Linked DNA regions of Mus musculus: region 2 is linked to region 1. Evidence: chromatin loops called from intact Hi-C (ENCODE). Cell type or tissue: gastrocnemius. All regions are shown on one strand.

What was found. A loop is a pair of places that touch in the nucleus more often than their neighbours do. Peaks named below come from ENCODE experiments on the same cell type or tissue, not always from the same donor. Only the 100,000 strongest peaks of a DNase experiment are listed, where the experiment ranks them.
Region 2: it touches region 1 in a loop (6-fold over the local background); 38 of 42 quality-filtered maps call a loop at or near these places.

What each region holds. Positions count from the first base shown.
Region 1 is chr11:100,691,706-100,699,705 of GRCm38, reverse strand. It overlaps Zfp385c (zinc finger protein 385C), which reads left to right and starts at 7,240. Exons shown (of 9, transcript NM_001373887.1): 1 at 7,240-7,305. Dhx58 (DEXH (Asp-Glu-X-His) box polypeptide 58) reads left to right here. Exons shown (of 13, transcript NM_030150.2): 8 at 247-500; 9 at 1,148-1,297; 10 at 1,389-1,550; 11 at 2,540-2,730; 12 at 3,495-3,591; 13 at 4,364-4,822. The coding sequence ends at 4,549. It overlaps Gm38483 (a long non-coding RNA gene), which reads right to left. Exons shown (of 5, transcript XR_880214.3): 5 at 2,177-2,680. In gastrocnemius, no CTCF peak of the experiment used is centred here; DNase peaks (open chromatin) are centred at 4,576 and 7,282; H3K4me3 peaks cover 671 bases.
Region 2 is chr11:100,567,586-100,575,585 of GRCm38, reverse strand. Ttc25 (tetratricopeptide repeat domain 25) reads right to left here. Exons shown (of 12, transcript NM_028918.3): 11 at 5,646-5,730; 12 at 3,020-4,146. The coding sequence ends at 3,794. It overlaps Cnp (2',3'-cyclic nucleotide 3' phosphodiesterase), which reads right to left and starts at 647. Exons shown (of 4, transcript NM_009923.2): 1 at 518-647. The coding sequence starts at 520. In gastrocnemius, CTCF peaks have their summits at 261 (motif pointing right) and 4,964 (motif pointing left); DNase peaks (open chromatin) are centred at 313, 636 and 4,953; H3K4me3 peaks cover 2,348 bases; H3K27ac peaks cover 1,811 bases.

The DNA.
Region 1 (8,000 bases):
ATGCAAAGGTCCTAGTGGTGGTATTGAGGACTGCTGGTCTGGGGTCTGTGAGCAATGGATTCTATACAGAATGTCTCCTGTAAGGCTGGCCTTGAGAGTAAATGGAGATGTGTTCTTAAAGTGTGCTTAGGGAATAATAATCTCAGGGAATGAGCAGAATCAGGTGTCTTCTCTGCCAACAACTGTCCTGCGAGCACCCTGTCCACCCAGGCCTGAGCCCTGTTGCCTCTGTTTTGGTATTTTCAGACCATAAAAATGTGCTGGGCCAGCTAGCAGCTCGGGGTCCTGAGAACCCGAAGTTGGAGATGCTGGAAAGGATCTTACTGAAGCAGTTTGGGAGTCCTGGCCACACTCGGGGTATCATCTTCACCAGAACCCGTCAGACTGCTTCCTCCCTCCTGCTCTGGCTTCGGCAGCAGCCTTGCCTACAGACTGTGGGCATCAAGCCGCAGATGCTGATCGGAGCAGGGAACACAAGCCAGAGCACACACATGACCCAGGTGTTGGGCCGTGGCTGGAGGCATTTCACAGGGGAGAAAGGGGAACAGGGTTTTCCATACCGTAGCAGGGTTCTGGGGAAGAGGGATTGAATCTTCCTAGACAAGAGACCAGAGAGCTGGGATTAAACAGAGACACTCCCCACCACCACCCTCTTTCGCTTAAGTTTCCCCCTGCCTAAAGTCCCAGGGGATGGAGTAGCAGGGACCCAAGGGCCTGTAGAAAAAAAAAATGAGTAGGTGGTATGGCTTCTCAGGGCAGAGGATCAGGGATATGGGATCCTTTATGGGGGATAGGGGTTAGGCAGGGACTTTTAGAGGTCACTAGGGAAGGGGTCTGGTAGGATGCTTGCCTCACAAGCACAGAGCCATAAGCCAGGTGTGGTAGTGTGTTGTAATCCCAGCACTCAGATGACAGATGGAGGCAATAGACCCAGAGGGTCAAGGTGGTTCTTGTCTACAACAGCAAGTTCAAGGCCAGCTTAGGATATTTGAAGAATCTGTCTTTTATAAGGGAGGGAGGGAGAAAAAAGTGTCCTAGGGATTACGGGTCACTAGGAAAGGCCAGCATAATCTTGGGGATAACCTTGGGACAGACTGGGACTCTGGGTTCCCGTAAACCTTTTCTTTCTCCCTGAACCCTCCAACAGAAAGACCAGCAGGAAGTGATCCAGGAGTTCAGGGATGGTATCCTGAGCCTTCTAGTGGCCACAAGTGTGGCAGAGGAGGGGCTGGATATCGCTCAGTGCAATGTGGTGGTGCGCTATGGGCTCCTGACCAATGAGATCTCCATGGTCCAGGTACACTTAAGCCCTGCTACCCACTGCAGCCCTGGAAGGATCCCATATGGATCCCAGCCCACATCTCCCTCACCTTTGTCATTTTTCCCAGGCCCGGGGTCGTGCTCGAGCTGGTCAGAGTGTGTACTCCTTCCTGGCTACAGAGGGCAGTCGGGAGATGAAGCGGGAGCTAACCAATGAGGCTCTGGAGGTGCTGATGGAGAAGGCTGTGGCTGCTGTACAGAAGATGGACCCTGATGAGTTCAAGGCCAAGGTCAGCGGCAGCCTGCAGCAGCCTCTGAGAGCCTGAGGCTCTGACTGCATCCACACACTCCTGGGTCCCCTCCAGGATCACTTAGGGAACTTTTATACCAGGCAGAGAAAGATCAAGGCCATGGTAACTGTTGCCAGAGAAGGCGATGCCTGTCCTCTGCATGACCTTAGAAAATAGGCCTTGTCCCAGGTGTGCCCTTATCCTTGGTTGGAGGCCAGCCTGAATTATGTGAGGGTGCTGGGGGAAAGGGCTGGGGGACGGGAAACAGATACTTTATATATTTGTGAGAGCCTTTCTGGAAATAGAAGGAAACAAAAACACAGGTGGTAGGTAAGATCCGGACAGATAATGTCCTAATCTCAGAAGCAGCATCCAAGCCATTTTCTTTAGTGCTGTTGTTTTAGCATAATGCCATCCCATGATAGATTTAAACAAACAAACAGACAAACAGCCGGGCAGTGGTAGCGCACGCTTTTAATCCCAGCGCTTGGGAGGCAGAGGCAGGTGGATTTCTGAGTTCAAGGCCAGCCTGGGCTACAAAGTGAGTTCCAGGACAGCCAGGGCTACACAGAGAAATCCTGTCTCGAAAAACAAACAAACAAAAAAGATAAAAACAAACAAGCAAAAAAAGCTATGCATGACATTTTTTAAAGGATGAATACAACACAACATTAACAGGAACGGGGAGATGACTCAGTCAGTCAAGGGTAACACAAGCACAAGGACCTGAATTCCCAGTCCAGTAAAAGTCTGGGTACAGCAATGTGTTAACTCTGGGAAGACAGACAGGAGGATTTCTGGGCTTGCTGGCCAGCCAGCTTATCTGAGTCAGGGAGCTTCAGGTTCAGTGAGAGACCCTGTCTCAAACAAGAAGTCCCTTCTGGGTCCGGGTACAAATGATCTGGGGTCTTTGGGAACTCTGAGAACTTTCCTGAGGTTGGGTCTCTTGGTGTCCATGTCCAAGTCCTGTCCCCCGCCCTCTTCTCCAGATCCGGGACTTGCAGCAAGCATCTCTAGTTAAGCGGGCAGCACGCGCGGCCCATCGGGAGATCCAGCAGGGGCAGTTCCTACCGGAGCACGTGCAACTTCTCTGCATCAACTGTATGGTGGCCGTGGGCTACGGGAGTGACCTGCGGAAAGTGGAGGGCACCCACCACGTCAATGTGAACCCCAACTTCTCGTGAGAGCCATGGGAGGGCTTGCAGGATGCAGAAGGGCTTTTTACCGGGTGTGGCAAGCTAAAAAGTGTTTTAGCAAGCAGGTTTTATCCCCAACAAAGAGAACTAGAATTTAGGATACAAAGAATTTAGCCATGACCTGAGTCCTTGACCCTACCCACTCTCAGGATATCAAGAAAAGTTTAACTGTCGGGTGAGGTAGCCTGTCTATGTCACTCAGTAGGCTAGGGAGAATTTTTTTTTTTTTTTTTTTTTTTTTTTTTGGTTTTTGGAGACAGGGTTTCTCTGTATAGCCCTGGCTATCCTGGAACTCACTCTGTAGACCAGGCTGGCCTCAAACTCAGAAATCCGCCTGCCTCTGCCTCCCAAGTGCTGGGATTAAAGGCGTGCGCCGCCACCACCACCCAGCTGCAGTATCTTTTTCAATATTTGGAACATAAGTTATATGTCACCTAGGTAGGAGAAGGAGGGTGATGGGGTTTAAACACGGGAAATGAGTCTAGGCAGAAGTGAGAGAGCATAATTACCCTGAGAGGAATGATGGCAGGGATGGGGCTCGGGATCCAAGGATGTTCTCTGGATGCAGGAATAGGGTGTGGACAGGGCAGGCCAATCCTCCTGGGGACTAGAGTTCCTGATTCTGGGAAATTCTCTATCTTGACAGGCAGAAAGGTCAGATGTCTTGGGAGGGACTCAGCCAGTTACAGGACATGGAATCTGGGGTTCAGGGGCTCCAGAAGGGCTCTGTCTACTCCATTCTTTCTAGGGTCTACTATACCACCTCCCAGAACCCTGTGGTCATTAACAAGGTCTTTAAGGACTGGAGACCTGGAGGAACCATCAGGTGCAGTAACTGTGGGGAGGTAAGTAAAAGGCTATAGCCCAAGGCAAAGAGCCCTCAGCCCTGGACTCCAGAGGCCCTTGGTTTGGGAAAGGAGGCCTAGCTGCACCTTCCAGTCGTCACCCCAGGTGGGAACCACGCCTGCTCTGGGAGACCCTCTGTCCTTCTGTCTGAGAGACCCGCCGTCTGTCCTGTAGTCCCCTGTAGCTTGACCTTTTACTATTTTGCATGTTCCTTTTTCTTCCACCCTTCTTCACTTCTTTATTCACCCTTTCAAGCCCCTAACCCTAGGTAGGAGAGAAAAAAAGGATAGAGGGGGAAGGGGGCGATATTATCGGTAGACAACTTCCTGATGATTTGGGGCATCGAGTTCCTTGGGGCCAGTATGATCTTCACTGTCAGGATATCTAATTTCTTCTTTTCATCTCTTTGTACCCAATGCAACCAACATCATCCAACCACCAACTAGCCTCTTCTATCTTTGCTCTAGCATTTATACACCCTCTGAAGGGTCCCCAGACTTCCAGACGTCAAAACCACACCCTTGCTAGAGCACCAAGCAAATCACTGTCATTTGCTGTGGACAATCCAAGGCCGCCCCATATTACACACCTGGGATTAAAATTAAAACACTCTCATGAATCTGTGTTTTTAAAGAAACCAAAAATTTCATTATAGTCCTGTCTTAGGGAGCCTCCTGCATGATGGCCTCTGGTGGTAGATATGGGGCTGGTCATCACAGAAGTCCAGTTTAAGGATAGAAAGCCACGTGCTTCCATCTGTTCCACCATCAGGTCTGGGGCTTCCAGATGATCTACAAATCAGTGACCTTGCCAGTGCTCAAAATCGGAAGCATACTACTGGAAACACCTCGAGGGAAGATCCAGGCCAAAAAGTGGTCCCGGGTGCCTTTCTCCATACCAGTCTTCGATATCCTGCAGGACTGCACACAAAGCCTGTCTGAGCTCTCCCTGGACTGACCCCCTTGTGACTGCAGTACCTAGGTCAAACTGCAGGGGGCAGGAGAGTCCAGCAAGCCATCCTCCTTCCCCTGGCTAGCACTCTGGTCAGGGTACCCCTTTATTCTGCTGCAGAGATCTTAAACACATTGGATGGAGTTGGAAGATGAACGCAGGAGAATTATTATGCCATGATGTTCTAAGAACTACAACATCCCTCCCTTGCCCAAGCACCTTGTAGGTTTTGTTTTTGTTTTTGAGGCTCTTCATAAATTAAAGGTGTAGTAGAGAATATGTAACGGTTTTTATTTTGAAGTGTAATTGATGGAAAATAAGCTTCATTAGTGTGCCATGCCTCCTCCTAGTCAAGAGATGAACGCACCCTCGCAGATGTCTTTGTTTCCACTGTAAGGCCTATCTTCTACCCCTCTTTGCACACTTACCTGCTTGAGTAAATTTTAATGTTAAAATATTACCCTTTGGACTAGCTGAGTTGTCAGAGCTCAGCCTACAGTGTACAAAGCCCAGGGTTTGATGTCCAGAACTGCATAAAGCCAGCATGGCGAGTGCCTACCTGGATTCTAAACACTGGAGGGGTAGAGACAGGAGGATGCTCTGATGAGATCGTTCACTGGGTAAAGTATTGCCTACAGGCCTGACTGACTGAGTTCAATCCCCCAGGACCAACTTGGGGGAAGGTGAGGGCCACCAACTTGTTTCTCTGACCTCCTCCCATGCATCCTAGTGCAGTCATAAATACTCCAGCACACACACACACACACACACACACACACACAAACACACACACACACTCCGGCACACACATGCACACACAATGAATAATAACTGTAGCTAAGATAAGTTTAAAGCCATCCTTGGCTACATTGTATGTTTGAGGTCCGCCTGGGGTTGTCTCAAAAAAAAAAAAAAAAAAAAGAAAGAAAGAAAAAAGAAAAGAAAGGAAGGAAGGAAGAAAAAAGAAAGAAAAAAGAAATGAAAGGAAAAATGTCTTCTGTGTCTGCCAAGTTCTCATGTAGATCACCAGCAGGATAAATCTGAGGTGCCCAAGACAGGGTTCACAGGCCGAGAACACACCCATCACAGAAGCGGCTCTGGGTTTCATTCCTAGATCTAAAAAGCTTCAATTTGAGGCTCTTTAAGAATGTAAAGTCCTTGTCTCCTTGCCACCCTGTGACAGGTTCTAACTCTTCAACCCCCCCCCTTGTCCCCCCTTCTCACTTGAGAAAAAGCATCCGAGAGCCAGTATTGGAGGGCTGGAGTCAGGTAGGCATGGAGCAGGGAGAATCAGAGAGGCCTAATTTTTTTTTGTTCTGATTTTAATAGAGGCAAGATCTAGGTTGATTCTTCAGGGAAAGGGCTATTTCTGTAGTAAGAGGCCCAGCAGGCACAAGCCACCTTTGGGGGGGGGGAGGGATGGAAGGGTTAGGGCAGATTCCACAGAAGGATGACAGTTCTTCCTGTTATCCAACCTGTATCTCTTCTGCTTCATTCTTGCCCTGCCTCAAAGTGCATAGAAAAGAATTGATTCTCTCTTCTCCCAGTCTTTTCTGGCTAAAGCTAAAAATTCACAGCCACTCTTTTGGGCAGCCATCTTAACTAGGGTAACTCTTTCTCAGAGTGTCCTTGGTCCCTTCAGGAGTCATCCCCCCCCAACCACCAGCCAGGAACGTGCCTTTTACAGGTCAATAAAATTAGCGACTGATGGAGGAGGGGGCGGGGGCAGAGTGCTAAGCTCAGTGGCCTTGAATGTGGCTGGACTCACGGAGTCTGGACGCCTGTCATTCCAGTGCTAAACAGTGACAGCTGAGGGACCTGCCAGGGGGGTTTGGGGTTTGGAGGAGGGCCCTGTGTTGCCAGGAGAGAGGAAAAAGATGGATGCCTAATGTCTCTCTAATCACTGGGTCTTTATATTGCTGACCTTTAGGCAGGAGTTAGGGAGGGGGTGGGGTAAGGGTGTCTCCACCCATCTTCAATTTTGTGAGACCCTCAGACTGAGGGGAGGGAGACTCAGGCAAATCTGTTCTTGTTGCTGCTTTGGGCTGGGGGGTGGGGGGTCTTCTGGCGGAGCCAGGCTTGTGAACATCTGGACCAGGCTGTCAGATAGAATTGTATAAGGTCAGGAGGACTCAGGTTTTCTAACCCTCCGAGAGTCAAGTGTAGGTTCGTTGCCAGTGCTCCTGGCACTTAGGAAGCTGAAGAAAAACTGGTGCTAGTTGAATTCAAATGTGGCCTGAGTGCAGCCTTCCTAGCCTTGGGAAAAACAAATGAGGAGGAAGAGGCAGTGGGGGAGGAGAAACATGACAATGATGATGACAAAAGGAAGGAAGGAAGGGAGAAAGAAAGAAAAAGAAGGGAGGAAAGAGAGAGCCCACACATACGTGAGCAAGCATGATTGGTGGTACATGCATGTATGTAATCCTAGCATTTAGAGGGTGGAGGCTAGAGGACCAAGAGCTCAAGGTAGTCCTGGGCTACATAAGACCCTATTTCAAATGAGACGGGGAGAGAAGGGAAAGGAAGAGATAAAAGAAAAGAAACCGGAACTCCCAGTGGCCCTGTTTCTCTGCTCTATACTCAACAACCTCAAAATGCTTACCGACTCCTCACCTTCAGGACTGGGGTGGGACTGGAGACCCCGCCCCTCCCAGCTCGTCCCCGCCCCCAGCCCGCCAGCCCCGGCCCGCGAGCCCAGAGCTTTTGCGCTGCAAACCAGGCGAGAGCAGGTGGCCACCGCCGGCTGCATCTCTTTCCTGCAGGTAAGACACTCTGAGGATCTCGAGGTCAGCTCGGAAAGACAAGGCAGAGCCTTCTGTCTCCTGCCCGTCTCAAACCTAGGGGACACCCAGAGACAACTAGGCTCGGTAGGCGGGTGCGATAAAACTCTAAGGAAGTTGGAGGGAGCCGCTGGCTCTACGGGATAATGCCAGAGTCCAAGGGCTGCGGAAAGCAGCAACGGGCAGCAGACACTACAATGTTCCGAAGGGCAGCAGGTGAACTTCGTCACCCCAAGTACCCTTTGTGTGTCCCAGGGCAATATATTCGCAGTTCGGAGTAATGGAGTGAACCGAAGGGTTTCTGTTCTGGGAGCAAGTGAGTGACAGCTGTTGCCTATCAGCGTGGGACTTGGGTTTTCTGGTGTCCCTGGGTCATCTGCATCATTTGCACTTGGCTATAGATGGCGAGAGGAGGTGGGGAATGAGGAAATGCCAGAATCCAGAGGGCCCAGGATCAGCAGGTCCATCCTGCCTAGTGTCTTAGAGTCAGACCCTGAGAATGAAGGCAGGCCTGGGATGACTGTGCCCTCTTATGTGGGATTTGGGCTTTAGGATGAGACTCTGCCTCCCAGAACTCCAGGGAGGGTTTTCTGGGAGACCTGATCTGAGATAACTCAGCTGTGATGCCAAGATTCCTGAGTCAGAAAAGAGAGGCAATTTGGGACCTTGTGAGCCAC
Region 2 (8,000 bases), 120 kb after region 1:
TCAGTGCGCCCCCTCCCCCAATCTGTAGGATTAGGGCACAGGGCACCTGTATTCAGAGATCTGTGCCCCCTATTCTGCTGTGTGTTAGCAGCACCTCTCTGACAAAAACAAGACATAGCGGTTTCAGTTGTCATCTACAACGGCTTCCGCCCCTGAGAATTTAGCTGGCTTCTGGCTTCTCTATAGCCTTGTGCAGGAACCCACTCCCAGCGCGGGCTCCACAACAGCCCTGCACTCTCTGGTGCTACCCAGACCCATTTGCCAGCTGGTGTCGCCAAGGAGCATCGACTTTCACTTCCCTGCGGCGATATTTCCTTCTCCAAAGACACTAAGACTCCCCCAAAATATCCCCGCTCGCGCCCCTTGCCTTAGGGCTGCCTTGGAGGACCCAGAGGCAACTTCAACTCCGGAACCTGGTGTCCTCATTTGCAAACTACTTCTGCCCATGCATCCCCAAGAATCTCGCTTTCAGTTAGCCTCTCTCCCGCCCCGGCCCCCACGCACGCGCTGCGCTCACCATGATGAGTGGGCGCACCGCCGTCACCGCCTTTGCGGGTACTATGTCTCCGGGGCCGCCCGCCTGCGTGAGGGACACGGGCGTCTCCGGGTGTCCGGGGCCCCCCCACGCAGGGTCCCTTTCATAGCCTGGGGGCGGGGCGCGCGGACAGGGCGGGGTCAGCCCGAGCCTCTGCGCACGCGCCCCCGGGGAATGGAAACCTGAGTGCCAGGAAGCAGCGGTCTGAGCCTTGGCAGAAAGTAAAAGCACACCTGGACTCTCAATGCCAAGAAAGAGTCCGCCACGCCACCTCTTTGTTCCTTAAAAGTTAAAGTTTAACTTTTTCCCTTCTCTGAGACAGGAACTCACTATGTAGCCCTGACTGTCCTGGAACTCACCATGTAGATCAGGCTGGCCTGGTACAGAGATCTGCCTGCCTCTGCCTCCCAAGTGCTTGGATTAAAGACATCACCAGGAGAGAGATGAACTCTTAAAACAGGAGGCAGTTGCCTTTCCTGGGTTCCCAGGCAGGCTGGGATGAAATGGGTGCAGTCAGATAGTTTAAAATTTTGAAACAGGCTCATAGACCTTATCACAACTGACATGTGAAGGAAGTACCATTCAGGCCACGAAACCAGGCCGATAGGCATCACCGCCTCCTAAAACAAAAACAAAGACCTAATTCATCAAAGTCCATAATTCTGGGAAAGGCCCTAAATGTCCTAACCTTGATTTTTGGCTCCTATAGTCTGCTTCTGACTTAGGTGTGTCAACACAGGATGTGGTTTTTATGATTAAAAGCCTACCCTGAGAAAAGTGCTGGGTGGTGGTGGCACACACCTTTAATCCCAGCACTTGGAAGGCAGAGGCAGGTGGATTTCTGAGTTCAAGGCCAGCCTGGTCTACAGGGTGAGTTCCAGGACAGCCAGGTCTACACAGAGAAACCCTGTCTCAGGAAAAAAAAAAAAAAAAAAAAAAAAGTCTAGTGAAGGGGCTGAGGGGCTGGCTAATAAAGACTTTCTATTGGCTTCCGCTTGGGTCTAAGCAGTCTTCTTTGCTGGATATCCCCCAAAAAAGGTTTGTTTTAAAGATGAATCTCATGTAACCCAGGCTAAGTTCAAACTCTCTATGTAACAAAGGGTGACCTTGAACTTCTTATCCTCTTGCTGGAAATTCATACATACAAGAACATGTCAGCTGTTTAAGATGCTGGGGTTCCTGCAAGCTAGGCAAGTGCATCCTAGCTTCGAGGACGTGGTGACATTGTTCACTTTCACTTTTTTCTTTAATCCCAGCACTTGGGAGGCAGAGGCAAGCAGATCTCAGTGAGTTCCAGGCCAGCCTGATCTGCAGAGTGAGTTCCAGGACAGCCAGGCCTACAGAGAGACACCCTGTCTCAACAAAACAAAACAAAACAAACGGATATATAATTATATATAATTTCTCAGGAGCAGTTGAGATATAGCTTTGTTAACATGGCCACGTTACCCTGAGTTGAACTTCTAGGCCATGAATGATAGAAAACCAACTCCCTCGACTTGTTCTTCTCTGACAGCCACAGGCAGGTAGTAGGTGTGTAGGTCCGCACACATAAATGCACACAAAAATAAATTAAAATGTACTTTTTATTTCTTTGAGAGATCTCTCTGTCCAGCTCTGGCTATCCTGGAATTCACTGTGTAGACCAGGCTGGCCTCAAACTCACAGAGATCCGGCTGCCTCTGCCTCCCTGATGCTGGGACTAACAATGTGTACCACCACTGCCTGGCTTAATAGATGAGTTTTATTTTATGTGTATTGGTGTTTCGCCTGCATATGTGTCTATGTGGGGGTTTAGAACCTTCTGGAACTAGAGTTATAGACAGGTGTGAGCTGCCATGTGGTTGCTGGGAATTGAACTCAGGTCCTCTTAAAGAGCAGCCCTTGCTCTTAGCCTCTGCGCTATCTCTCCGGCCTCATTTAAAATGTAATTTTAAAAAGACATGATTTAAAATACTTTTATCTAGGGACTGGGACTATAGCTTGGTGTTAGAAGACTTGTCTAGTAGGCACAAGTTCCTGGACTTGACCTGGGGATAAGTTTGGGGACCAAAGTCATTCTGCCTTTGAATTGCCTCTCACTTGACTGGAATCCTGGCTTCATCCAGCCTAAGTCATCTTTATCCCTGCTTCTGGACCACATGGCAAAGGCCTTGCATGATGGTTTGTATATGCTTGGCCCAGGGTGTGGCACCATTAGGAGGTGTGACTCTGTTGGAGAAAGTGTGTCACTGTGGACATGGGCTTTAAGACCCTCATTCTAGCTTCCTGGAAGTCAGTCTTCTCATAGCAGCCTTCAGATGAAGATATAGAACTCTCAGGTCCTCCAGCCTGCCTGGATTCTGCCACAATCCCACCTTAATAATAATCGTCTGAACCTGTAAACCACCATCCCCAATTAAATGTTGTCTAAGAGTTGCCTTGGTCACGGTGTCTGTTCACAGTAGTTAAAACCCTAAGATGGCCTGATCTTTTTTTTTTCCAGATTTATTTATTTATTTTATGTGTATGAGAACACTGTTGCTGTTTTCAGATCCACTAGAAGAGGGCATCAGATCCCATTACAGACAGTTGTGAGCCACCACATGGTTGCTGGGAATTGAACTCAGGACTGCTGTTAACCACTGAGCCATCTCTCCAGCCCAGGCTGATCCTTTTGAGGCCAGATGTTTATTCGCTAACTCTAGGAAGTCACAGCCTTCTCAGTGGGATTTCTGTGCTGTTCTAGAACATAATATTCCCAGGGCAGCTTAAGGCTGCACAGAGGAGGCCGCACATTCTGGGACTCTTCTCCCAGACAGTCTGCCGGTAGACACAGCTTTTACTCCAATCTACTCTGAAGGCCTACAGGCTTTATAAGATGGATGATGTCAGCAGAGCTGGGGTTTCTGTATATCTCCACCCCACTCCCAAGCCTTGTACATCCTGGGGAAACTGAGTCAACGGTTCTCGGGGCTTTCCTTTCCTGTTCTTTCAGGGTTCTGCGCTCTCAGACACTCACCTGCTTCTCCACCCACCCTGCTCATCTCTTCCATTGGTCCCTACTGAGAACGAGGGGTGGGAGGCAGCACAGTGTCACTCAAGATCTATAAAAGTTAAAGGCGCATATTTAATGGAGAAACGGGGGCGGGGGGTCTGTAGGAGTGAGTCTCCCAGTGTTTCCTCTCCAAAACACCTGGGAACACTGTCCGCCTGAACCTCGGAGCCTACTGAGCGGTCTTCATCCCTTCTCTGTTGTTAAGTAGCCTGGGCTTTAGATTATTCCTCTTTTGTCTTCTCCAACTTTTGGACCTCCCCTTTGGCTGCTTCTGCTTGTTTCTTCTCTTGTTTTTGGCTGCCGTCCTCTGAGGGTAGGTGGCTGGAGTAGTCCGAGAGCCTTCTGTAGATTTCTCTGGACTCTCTCCTAATCCCTAGGTTTGACGAGTGACCGTCTCCCAACAGTTTTTTGCTGAGTCCTCCCGAGCTTTTCCTGTCTTGCTCGTCATCCGTGGCTTCTCTCTCACTTTCCTGGTCCCTCTCCCACTGCTTCACCACCCTCTCCTGCTCCTCTCGCCCTCGCAGCGGCTCCTTCTCAGATGCTCCCTGCAAATCCATCTGTGACATGATGTCCTCTGAAAAACAGAACGGGGTGGGTGCAGGGTGAAACGCGCGGCCCATGCAAAGACCTGAGGGTGGCCTCGGTCACATGGTGTCACATGTCACACTCTTTCCAAGGGAGGGAGCCAATCATTGCTCGGGTCCCGGAGAGGCTCTGCTGTGCCATCGGGTGAGATGCCACCGCATATGTCACACCGCTGGATTACCACGCAATTGCAAGGGAGCCCGATACTGGCACAAAGGAGAACTCACCACAGTCCAAGAAAGACCGAAACCAGAATTAGAACCCTGGACGGCCTGACCCAAGAACACAGGCTTCTTTCCCTACAGGAAATGGCACTGGTGCTTTACTCTTTGCTCCATGCCCTGTGAGCAGCCACTGCTCTGGTACTGTCACACTGTATCAGACCCTCCCACAATGGTACTGTCACACTGTATCAGATCTTCCCACAACCCTGCCTCCCACTGCTGTGATGCAAAAGACATCCTTCCTTCCTGGACAAAAATGGCATAGGTGTTGACAGGGGACACGGGGTCTTTTTTTTTTTTCTCCCCCCCCACTGGCCCCATCCTGCCACCATTGTGTTTGTCCCTGGGGAGCAGTCAGTGTCCAGTTCTTTTGTAAACATGTGAGCAGGCTGTGAGTAAGAGGGGCTGCTGGAGAGCCGCCGTCTTAATGATTCTTGCTCCTTGGCTGATAAATACAGAAAAGTCACCATCGCATCCTGGGTATCCTTCATGCTCTTCTTCCTGGAAGCCGCTCATGGCGAAGTCAGTGGAAAAGGGGCTCAGCCATCCCAAGGTAAAAAGATAGACAACAGTGCCCTCTTCTGTTCAGAGAAGGAAGTGCCCCCATGAGAAGGCATGAGGTCTTTCCTCTGCCTGTGGCTGGCCCAGAGGAGAAGTTGCTTTTCTGCCCACCCCCCACTCCCCAGCCCCTATCCATCACTCCAGTGGCTTTTTAACTGCTCCATGCAATCTCCAAACAGAGGACTGACCTCTCTTTGAGGGAATCAGCTACCACGAGGCAGGCACTGGAGAGATGGTGCAATGGATGGATGACCCTGAGTCCTGAGCCCTGAGAACTGGAGGCAAACACCTGTAAACCCAGGACTTGGTGGGGAGAGACTAGAGGAACGTCAGGAAGTGATGGCCATTCCCTGCTACAGAGTAATGGTCCTGTGGGCTGTGGGCCCTGCAGAGAAGAGTCCCTGGTCTGTCTGAGAATCTAACACCTACCTGGCACACTGCAAGTGATAAAAATGGTAAATACCCCACGAATAACCTGAAGACAGAATGGAAGAAGGAAGAACGAAGTTACAGGGCAGCTGGGCTGGGGGCAAAGCCAGGCCATCCCCGTCCTGATCCAGGAAGAGATTCAGCTGCTGTTGGCAACTGCGTGAGTGAGCATACTCAGAGGGCAATGCCAACCTGGCCTTGGGAGTGACTGGTGAGTGAGGCAGGATAACTGGCAGAGAAGGGTGGGGGAGGGACGGAAGGGGTAGTGACTCACGTCTCTCTGCCTTTTCCCTGAGTATCTCCCTGTAGTTCGTTTTCTTAAGTTCTTCGATGATGCCCTTGTTGGCATCGTCCAAGGCCTGTGGAAGTCAGAGGAGCTGGTGAACACTTTCTTTTTTTTTTTTTTTTTGGAGACAGGCTATTGCTCTCTATCCCAGGCTGGCCTCAAATTCCTGCCTCTACTTGCTACATGCTGGGATTACATGCGCCACCTGGTTGCTTTTTGTTTTGAAACAGGGTCTCTTGGGCTGGGGAGATGAGTCAGCAGTTAAGAGCACTGACTGCTCTTCTGAAGATCCTGAGTTCAAATCCTAGCAACCACATGGTGGCTCACAACCACCCATAATGAGATCTGACGCCCTCTTCTGGTGTGTCTGAAGACAGCTACCGTGTATTTATGTATAGTAATAAATAAATCTTTTTTTTTTTTAAATTGAAACAGGGACTCATTAAGTATGTCGGTCCGAGCTGCAGCTTCTGCCTCTGATGGGATTATAAGCATGTCCCCACACCCTGCTTTCTGTGAGGTCTTGAAGAGCCTCCATCTTTGTCAGTCATCTCAGAGGCTGGCACTGAGCTCTAGGATACTGAGGCTTTAGGATATGTGTAACTGGATGCCTGGTGGACAACATGGTTCTGGGGCCTGCCCAGTTGGGTTTCATATCTAGAAATGGTAACGCAAGAGGCAGGGGTAGGTGGAGGGGTCTCAGACCTGGTCCCACAAGGAGCCACGGAGGATCAATTAATGAAGTCAATGCCCAGCCTTCAGGGTAACCTCAGCGCTGCCTCTCGGAGAGCCCCAAGCCCTGCCTCCCAGGAGACCAGGGCTCTCGCTCCCACTCTCCTTGGTCACAGACAAGGGCTTATGCTTTTGCCTTGGTTTTTGTGCGGACACTAAACTTCACATGGGGCCAGGATCACAGCCAGACAGGCATGGGCTCAGCCCACCTTACCACAATAACTGCAAGGTAAATACTTGTGCTCTCCATGGGTGGTCATGTGGGAGAGGATCAAGTCAGAGGGGCCACAAGCGAGACTCGTGGAGCACACACGTGGCAGGGCTGGAGTGAAGGTGGGCATTCTGAGGTGTGTGTCACGGGGACTGTCCCTCAACGAGAACTGGGCAGCGATATGTCAGGCCTAAGCTACCCTGAGAAATACAGAAGAAGCAGGGGTGTTCACTGGGGGTCTCTTGGGAGGGATTTTTCTACTGCGATATGAAAGTATTGGCCTCACCACATCATAAACTTTCCTCCCAAAAGGTCTCTTCTCTGGCACCCCCTGTCCCTCCAGCACAGCTCTCTGCCCCCACCCTGTGCCCCGCTATTCCAGACCAATCCTGCTTGTCCTCCAAAGCTCAGCCTGAGGCCTATCTCCTATTGGGTGCATCCTCGGGGTGTCACTGACAAGGTGACCTGCTCCTTTCTCAAGCTCCTGCTGCTACCCGTGTCTCCAGTCTGGCCCCCTTGGCCATGCCAGTGCTGCTGAGTTGTGTGCTCTGGCCTCTCAGCAGGGGCCTGCTTCAGAGGAGAGGCACCCCCATCAAAACCCACTCTAGCAGATGATTATACTGGGGGGATGCCTGTACCTGTGTGCCTCCAGAACTTCCCTGTGAAAAGCGCCTGAGGAACCTGGTGGTCAAGAAGAGGTAGGTGGGGGACCCCTGAAGAGGGCTTTATGGGACTTGGCTGAGGTCCACCTGGAACAGTATCTTTGGGAGGAGACAGGTGGGGGCGGGGCTGGACAAGCCTGAGCTACCTCCTGGCTTTGCCTCACTCAACTTGTGGACTCTGCCCCCTGGCACTTCTAGTCTAGGCTGGCACTGCCCACCAGGAATGCCTGCAATAGTGGGACTACTCTCCATCTGTACCATGCGGTCCCACCAGCTACGCGTGGCTGCCGGGCACTTGAAATATGGCTAATGAGTAAGAAACCGAACTCTGCAGCTGCTTCCTGGGCGGGGCTGGGTGACTGAAAACTGAGGGGGTCATGGAAGGTCCCCTGGGAGAGGATCTCGAAGCTAACACTTAGGAGTTAGCCGAGAGCTTCCTGGAAGGGGAAGGGTCAAACCTAGGAGGACTTAGAAAATTCTAGACAGGGGGCTGGTGAGATGGCTCAGTGGGTAAAAGCACCCGACTGCTCTTCCGAAGGTCCGAAGTTCAAATCCCAGCAACCACATGGTGGCTCACAACCACCCATAATGAGATCTGATGCCCTCTTCTGGTGTGTCTGAAGACAACTACAGTGTACTTACATATAATAAATAAATAAATCTTTAAAAAAAAAAAAAGAAAATTCTAGACAGAGATTAAAGTGCTTGTTCATGGGCACAAGACAGTCTGTTAGGGGA